2 separate regions of the Homo sapiens genome follow, and region 1 is linked to region 2. A link is a contact called in ENCODE Hi-C or POLR2A ChIA-PET data. All regions are on one chromosome and are shown on one strand. The core of a region is the stretch at or near the end of the contact, and the rest is flanking DNA. Distances in the headings are between cores, read along the strand shown. Region 1 overlaps LOC105370507 (a long non-coding RNA gene). Region 2 overlaps LOC105370507 (a long non-coding RNA gene).

The links. A loop is a pair of places that touch in the nucleus more often than their neighbours do. ChIA-PET counts read pairs that join two places held with the same protein, here RNA polymerase II (POLR2A). Pooled maps may share reads with other maps.
Region 1: a map of PC-9 shows a loop between it and region 2 (9-fold over the local background). The contact joins two enhancer-like sites. A Hi-C loop is called at or near these places in 9 of 168 maps with a recorded cell type or tissue (Calu3, HCT116, HepG2 and 6 more) and 6 of 50 pooled maps. POLR2A ChIA-PET finds 5 or more read pairs at or near these places in 3 of 52 experiments (HepG2, PC-3 and PC-9).

The regions. Positions count from the first base shown.
Region 1 is chr14:54,167,423-54,171,939 of GRCh38, reverse strand. All of the region lies in intron 4 of LOC105370507 (a long non-coding RNA gene), which reads left to right. Among named protein-coding and RNA genes, the nearest start is that of BMP4, 210 kb to the right of the region's middle. Within about 2 kb of position 2,324, at least 5 of the 41 ENCODE cell types and tissues checked have a DNase peak (open chromatin) inside an H3K27ac peak, as active enhancers do; they include HCT116, PC-3, PC-9 and 1 more, where a contact is called at or near this core.
Region 2 is chr14:54,104,567-54,108,709 of GRCh38, reverse strand. All of the region lies in intron 4 of LOC105370507 (a long non-coding RNA gene), which reads left to right. Among named protein-coding and RNA genes, the nearest start is that of BMP4, 150 kb to the right of the region's middle. Within about 2 kb of position 2,614, at least 7 of the 41 ENCODE cell types and tissues checked have a DNase peak (open chromatin) inside an H3K27ac peak, as active enhancers do; they include HCT116, PC-3, PC-9 and 1 more, where a contact is called at or near this core.

The sequences.
Region 1 (4,517 bases), core at 1,075-3,574, 64 kb before region 2:
GAAGGAGAAGAAGTTTCTATTCCTACCCCTGGAAGGAAAAAGCCACTCACAGATAAAGTGTATGATATGATTACCATTGCTTTAGATAACCACAAGTAGTACTTCCGACATGATAAGGGATCGTTTTCTGTCTTGATCGTACAGAGCTTAGCTCAGCCTTTTTAAGCATTGGTGGCATTTTTGAAGGCCACTTGATTAGTTTGGATCCTGAGGGAGCATGAAGTTGCCATGCAGATAAAAATCAACACTGGTTTCAGCTACTGCAGCAATTGCAGTGATAGTAGGGGGTCCTTTGGAAGAGGTTTGGAATCGGGACGAAAGGCCCTAGTGACTTTGGCAGAGTTATTTAAAGGTCTTGTGACTAAACACCAAGCATATCAGGAACTCTGAGACAGTTCCTTTTCTTGTGCTGGCTTCATTATGATTAAGCTCATTGGGAGAGCTAGAATCCCTTAGCTCCTCAGAAGGGTATATCAATGAGGCAGATTCTCTTTAAAATAGACAGGAGGGTTAGCCATCAATATCTGATTTGCTGGAGAGGATATGAACAGGGAAATTACAGAGATAATGAGAATTTAATGAGTTAAATTGTAGAAAGGAAATTAAGGGCCCATCGTGACAATCGGTCTGCTATAAAAGCCCAAGTCCTATTGTATGAACCTTTTACTATCCTCGTGGTAAAACCAGGGATAACACTCTAAGATGAGGAATATTGTAATTGGCAAAAATAAGAAATGGTAGTTACTCCTTCCTGATACTTTGACAAGTAGTTAATAAATGGATTGTTGACTACCACATAAAATCCAGAGGGGGGATATCAGAGTGGAATTGGAGGATTTAAAATAAGGTCAAAGGCTGGGATAGTGTTTGCATGCATGTTTGTATGTATGCATATGTAGTCCAAAAGAAAAATTCTAATTCATGATTATAATTTGAACATTTAGTCTTTCCCTAGAAGCTTCTGAAAGATCAAAAGAGGTCAGATGTACAGAACAGACTTCTTAAAATGTAATGGGATGAATGTTGTGATGCTTTTTGTACTTTGAGGCTGGCAGGTAACAGCAGGGACCAGTATTAGAAAAAAAGAACAAGAGATTTATTTTCTCCAAATTTTCCACCCCTGTTCCTATGGTAGCTGATGCTACCACCCTGTGGAATTGCATTTTTATGACCTCCTGGTGCTACCATTGCTGGATGAGTTGGAGATGGATGGGGGCTATCTTGTGTATCTGAACACTTATCCTGGCTCAGTTTTAATACCCCACATGGCACTCAAAGTTATAGTTCTTGAAGAAAATTTCTATGTTTTGAATGGTAATAGAGAAAAGCTATCTATCCCCTTAATTTGCTATCTTCAATTTTCATTCCTTCATGAGAGATGTAATAAGTCTGGGAATTTCCCTCTTTGCTAGGTGGGGATGTGATTACCCAACTGTTGGCAGGGTGCTTGGGATTATCCAGATGGAAATGCTATTTAAGGGCTAGGTATTAGGGTTTTGCCTTTTAAAAATTAAAATATCCCCAAATGAGCTTTATTTGTGTTTCCTTTAAAGTCCTTGTTACAGGAAGTTGCCAGGGGAGGAAATGTAGCTCAGAGGTTTCTGGGACCAGCCATGGCTCTTGGGATGGATCAGAGGCAGAGTCACCAGTCAGGGGCTTGGCCAACAGAGCTGCTATGTACCTTTTCCCATTTTTAGCCCTCCATTTGGTTCCCAGAACTAAAAGACCCTTTCTATCTGTCACATGGGAGACTCTCTGACCTTAGGAAATCGAGATGTCATGCCCTGTGGGATGTGGCTGCCTACGTGCCTTGATGAGCTGGGTGAAGCCCTCATGCAATTAGTCTTACTAGGCAGCTTTCAAGTGCTTTATAAGTTACATTTCATCTATGTGTTTTTAAAAAGGGGTCTTTTAAAAAGGGACATCATTCTTGTCACTTTCCATTCTTTAAATTTCAGCTCTTGGGTTTGTCTCAGTGAGAAGCAGATTCCCATCTTTTTTTGCGGGGGAGGAGTTCGAGAGCTCACCCTACTCCAGGGTTACAGCAGATTTGCTGTTGTTGCTGTTGCTGCTTTCTTTTCAAAGTACCATAGGTCACATGATGACTTCCAGGCCCAAATGGGGAGATGATGTGGATAAAAGTATTTAGCAAGAGATCAAAAACTGGGCTGCACTTCTAAATGGCTTGCCTTTTAGAAAAAAACACATTAGCCTTTCACCCAGATGTTGTTGTGGGTAACTGTCAATACGGTGCACAGGTGGCACAGTTGTCTTGCCATTTACTGCCTGATGCCTCGGCAACTGCTGCCAGCCCTTCAGAAATAGGAAATGACTAATGATGTGGTGGAAATTATGAACCAGGATTAATAAAACTTGAAAAGGAACAGTCTTTCAGTGTTTGATCCTCCTTAGAGGAAGTTAAATCTGAATCCTAGATTGTTTTCCCTGAGGTGTTCTTCTGACTTTTTCTGATTACTCGGCTGTAGTGGGGGTCTATGCTACAGCTAGGAACAGTGAACCAGATGGTGCAGGAAGCAAAGTGCTGCTCCCATCCCTGAAGGTACAGACACATGTCCTGTTCTGCAGCCCATCTGTGAAGAATCCAGTTAAAGGAGCCACAAGCACAGAACAAATATTTAACTTCTAAAAGTTGAGATTTAGCATGAAGAACATTCTGGAAAGATTTCATTCACTGTCTGAGTGATTTCTATGCTTCCTCATTAAGGACAATTGTTGGGGTCTCAATAGATTTCAGGGAGTTGACATTTTTCTTTTTAATTTTGGAATCAAAATTTATTTTCCTTAAGGCCCATGCCAAGCATTCTTTCACAATTCTGTGGGCCTGTCCTCTAGCCCTCTTTCTTGTTCCTCTCACATTCTCAGGCTCCTCTTTTCCTCTTGGGAAAATGCTATGTAGCCAAAGGGATAAATGCACATTTGTTTTATAGATGAAGAAGGCAGTATAAGGTATAATGGGAAAAAAAAGCCAGACTCTGAATAAGGAGACTTCAGTTCTAGGCCCTTTTCAATAGTGTAATCTCTGGGAAACCCCTCCAAGCTCTGTGAGTCCAAAGGTATCACTTCTATGATGATGGGTCTTAACTGGGTATCTGCTAAGTTCTCTTCCTGCTCATTATAGCACATGTGTGTGGTGTATGTGATATTTTCTCTGAGGTAGTCTCAATTCCCTTGTCTTAAAGTATTGTGGTCTGCCCAGGAACCTGTCCGGTCAGTTCCTGATGAGGAGCATCATGGGCAGGTAGGGAGCAGTCGTGAAACATGACCAGTTACTGCAGCAGAGTATTGACACTTAGGTGATTCGTGTTGTTATAAGGCTTAATATTGCTGCAGATTAGCCGGTTAAGAAAAAGCCAGGAAGTATTTCTAAGGCCTCTAAAGTCAAAGTATCTCCTGAATTTGCTCATTAAGATCAACTAGGCCACAAAAGAATCAAACTAAACTGTTCATCTAAAGTTTTTGGTGAATTAAAGCAACTCTGTATTTCAAGCTAGTTCAGAATTGCCAGAGCATCTCTATGTGTCTGGGCATGTGTGGTGAGCCTGAGCACATGTGTATGAGAAAATATGTCTGTGTGTGTGCTTGGGTGAGAAATAAAAGAGACAGTAAAGCAGGTGGCTGGTTTACACAAATTTACGCAAGAAGTTGGAACTAAGAAATGAAGTCTGAAAGACACTACATAGCATATGATCTTGCTCTGTTCATTCAGTGTATCCTTCCGACCTGCTTAAGGCTTTATAAAATCCTTACTGCAAGTAACAATAGCTAACATTTATTGAGTACTTACTATATGCCAGGCAATCTTATCATGAGGTACTTAAACCTTTCTGTGTTTCTGTTTTCAATCTATAAAATAGGGATAATCATAAAATCTACTTCCTAGGATTGTTGTAAGGATCAAATGGGTTGGTATGAGTAAAAAACTTAGGGTTGTGAACAAAGATGAACTGAGTTGAAGTAGGAAAATCTCAGACACAGCCTGGCATGTGCTATGTGCTCAGTAGGTAGTAGTTATTATTATCATCCCCATTTTATGCCAAGGACAGTAGAAACTTATAGAAGTTCAGTATCATCCCTCAACTTCACAGCTGGAAGTAGTTAAATTCTGGAGCCCAACTCTGGAGTCTGAACCCTCTCCCTTCCTGTTTTGGACCTTCATCAGGATTACTGCCCCTTATAACTGAGCTTCACCAAGCTAATGCTAGTAGGATTCTTGAGGGCTCTTGGAAAACACATTCCTTCAGGACCTAGTCCTCGGAATATGGATTAAAAACACTTTGTCTGGCTCCATAGTTTTCCTAAGACCTTTGTCTTATGACACCCTAGGACTGCAGTGGACCTGTGGCACTTGTCTGTCTTCATTCAGGTCCTTGAGCCAGCTCTGAGAGAAAGGTTGTGTGTTTAAAATAAGACCTTTAAGCTTCTTTTGGCTTTTGCTCCCAACTTTGCGTTCCTGTCCATCGGCTTTGTACAATAATGAAAACAAATGCTTTAAAGCA
Region 2 (4,143 bases), core at 1,365-3,864:
CAGTTATGTCTCAACTGAAGAAGACAACATTTGTTTTAACAGAGTTTATTTAGAACATCCTGCTGCTAATGTCAGCACACAGATTGGGCAAGTTCCACCAAAATAACTTTCAGGCTATTTGTACTCAATTAAATGTTTATTTAAAATTTCCTTTTGGTTTTTACTGCTGTAAATGCATTGTCCATTTTTCACATACCAGGCACTGTTGTTTAGTCTCAAGGGCATTACTTGTTACAAATTTAACAACTGTGACATATTAAAAACAACATTTAGGGAAGAAATTAGTGTTGAGAAGATGTGACCAGATGTTTTCATAGTGTTTTGCCAAAGTGTCACTTAAATGCCAACAAGATTTTAAAAGGAATTTTTTTCCAAAGTATTTCACTATACCCACTTAAGTGACCCCAAAATATGTTGCTATCACAGATACGTTAGAAACAAAGTTTAATTTTCATTTTAATCATAGTTTTCTTGAGGATACATAAAATCTTTTCACTGTCATTTTTTCTTTTATAAACCCATGGTAATTGAAAAAATTGTGACTGTGCCACATGCTACCTTTGTGATCTAAGTTTTCTTATGACTAAAATGGGGATGCTGGCCAGGTGCAGTGGCTCACACCTGTAATCCCAGCATTTTGGGAGGCCAAGATGGTTGAATCACCTGAGGTCAGGAGTTCGAGACCAACCTGACCAAAACGGTGAAACCCTGTCTCTACTAAAAATATAAAATTAGCCGGATGTGGTGGCACATGCCTGTAATCCCAGCTATTTGGGAGGCTGAGGCAGGAGAATCGCTTGAACCTGGGAGATGGAGGTTGTAGTGAGCCGAGATCGCGCCATTGCACTTTAGCCTGGGCAACAAGAGCAAAACTCTGTCTCAAAAATACAAATAAATAAATAATAAAGTAAAATAGGGATGCCATCTCCTATGATTATTATGGAAATTAAATGAGATACTGTATGTGACAATTTTATCCCAGTACCTGGCACATATAATAACACTTTAATAGTGCTATTACTGTTATAAACATTATTATTTATTGACTGACTTCATAGGGATACAAGTGAAAACATCCCCACTAATTTGACTTAGAGGAAACGCAGTCTCCCCTGCAAGTCCCTCTGAGGCTCCAGTCTTTGACTGAGATTGTCAGTTCGCACTAGGAAAAACAAGCCCATCTAGAGGAAACTACAAAAGAAAGTCATTTATTTTCACATAAATTGGATGGTAATTAGCTTCTCTAAGCTGAAGTCTAAATTCAAGAGCATTTAGAAATGAGCCTGCAGGTAAATATGACACAAGAGACTAGACTCCAAGCAGAGAACTCCATGTTTGCTCTCCTTCAGTGAGAATTCTGTTGATGTCAGAGGGTTAACAGAACTTTTAACAGTTGACTGGGGCCCTGGAGTTTTCATGATTTGGTCCACATTCAAAAATATAAAAGTCAGTGAAGCAAATGCTGTACAACAGAGGTTTTTCAGGGAAAAGGGATAAGCTTGATCCAAAAATATTTTGGAGGGTGGAGACATTCCAAGCATACCATTCCGTGCCTGTGCCAATGGAACGTGGGCACAGCACGGGAACAATGTTCAAGGCTGGAGAGCTTTAGAGTACCGGGGCAATTTTGAGTGAAAAACACAAAGAAGTGAGGAATATCCATCTCTGCCCCCATCACACACACACACACACACACACACTCAAACACACACACATACACACGCACACACACATACACACACACACAAACACACACACTCAACGCATACACATTTCCCTATTTACAGTAGAATTATAAATTCTGAGTAAATTTTAGGTTCACAAGCTATGGATTCCAAAGTTTTGTGCCAAATAATTATAGCTGCATCTTGCAGATGTACAGCTCTACTCTGATAACACACACACATTGAATTGGAAGGAGAGACTGGGTAAGTTCCAGTTATTACATTTCCATCCCAAACTGGAAATGACATTTTGTTTCTTTCCATTATCTTTGATGCTAAGTGGGTAAAACTGCCATAATGAAAATGTGTCACCTTAAAAAATCAACATAAATATGGACAGCTTTTCCATATTAATCATGAAAAGGGAGTAACTTCTAGCATGGAGGAATATATCCATTCCCTTTCCCAAATTCCTTGAATAAAGCATGTGTGCTTGTTTTCATGGTTGTATTTTCCTCATCAGTGTTTGTGATCCCTCAAAGCATGAAGGGATTTTGATTTTGAAAAATCCCTCATTATTCCCAAGAACTATATTGGCTGTAATTTGTGGGTAGAGTTGTATGTGGGTAGAAATTCATCTTCATTCTTCTCTGTAGGTAATTTGAGGAAATGCTGAGGCACTTGGATACCCAAAAAGGACTGAAGATTTCTCAATATAAATTTTAGTTAAATGCCTTCCAAAAAATATTTTGCAGTGTATTTCACTAAAGACACAATCCCTGTTTTTCCTTGACTTTGATAATATATTTTACCAAAGAAGAGCAATTCAGTTTGTGCAAAAGAACCATTCATGAGGTTGCCTGGAGATAGAATGACTCAGTGTTTCTCAAAGGTGGGGCACAGCGCACCTCAATCAGAATCACCTGGGGAGCTTTGAAAACATCAGATTCCTGGGCCCCACTCCAGCTCTACTGAGTCAGGATCTCCCCGGGGTGGGACCTAGGCAGTTGCATATTTAATGAGCTCTACAGGTGATTCTTATGCATCTTAAGATGTAGAGGGTAATTATTAGTTCTGGTCATAAAAGGTAGTATTGCCTTCTGCTCAGGAGCTTCTCTGTCTTTGAAGAGAGGGTCAGTGGCATATTGCCTTTGAAAAAAAATTCAATTTAAACGAACAGCAAGTCATTTTCCCTCTTCTCAATACTTTATTCTAGCTGCGTTTTCCTCCACAGGTTCAATCATCCAGTCTCCTTCACATAGAATAGCATTTGGAGTTGAGCAGCTACGCAAAACATTTTACTGTTGGTCCTTTATTTCTGATGTCCCTGTGTTTCTGGTCAGTGACCATGATCTGAATTTTCAGAAAAAAAAAGGGATACATAGTAACAGCTTAGTCACCTGGTAGTCACGGATGTGGGATAGACCTGAATCTCTGACAGTATCTTATAGGGCTGTGGTTCTTGAGCTTTACTGCATTAGAATCACCTGGATTTAAAACTTTCAAAGTTTAGGCCATACCTCAGACCAAAGTCATCAGAATCTCTAAGGGTAGGGCCCAGACATCAGCTCCCTGGTGATTTTAATTTGAAACCAAGGCTAAGAACCATTGTCATAGGGCATCTGTAGAAAAATGAGGTCTTTAGAACCCTGGGGAAGATCATGAATATTTTCCGTTACAGATGGAACTTTTCTGATCTGTGGTACACTCTAGTAGGAGAAAATTTAGGAGATATTTCTTTATAGAGACTTGTTCCTGAGAGAGAATTTTTGTTTCTTCAGCATATTCAACTACTATTATGGGAGGTCCAGTGTGGAAGACTGAAGTTTGAATGTTGGAGGTGTGTAAAGTACACATGCATAGACATACCCACAGTGTGTACTACCCCTTCCCAGCTACAAAACCCTTCTATGCCAACACTTCACTTTGTCTGTGTCAGGATAATCTATGAAATTTATCAGTCTTTGGCTCTTTGCTGTCTTCTCAAGAGCCGGTAACAGATCTCCAGTGAGCTGAAACAGAGAAAGTTGTTTTAAACCATTGACTGCTTAATAAATTAGCACTAGATGGCTTTTAGTCTAATTTATCTCTGGGAGCCAGTTTCCCAGGGTATCAGAGCAATACCACAAGAAAAATTATTTCCATTAAACACCACAAAAATGTCTTTCCTGTGATACTTCACTGAAAGGGTGACATGTACGAGATTCTCAGTCACAAAACAGGAAAGAAATGTTTGAAAGTTAAATTAAAAAGTAAAGCACAGTTAAGATTTTATTGAGCTTAAACCCCATTCCTACCCCCTAAACATATAAATCTGTTCTGTGTTCTGTGTCTCCCACTCAGATGGGTGATAAATTTTGGATGCTGAATTCTTATGTCTCTAAAAATAACGTTTACCTAAAGTGAAGTGCAACATCTGGGTTTATTGGGGGAGCATGAAGTGGCCTTTCAGCTTAATTATTTGTGTGGTCAGGTTAGA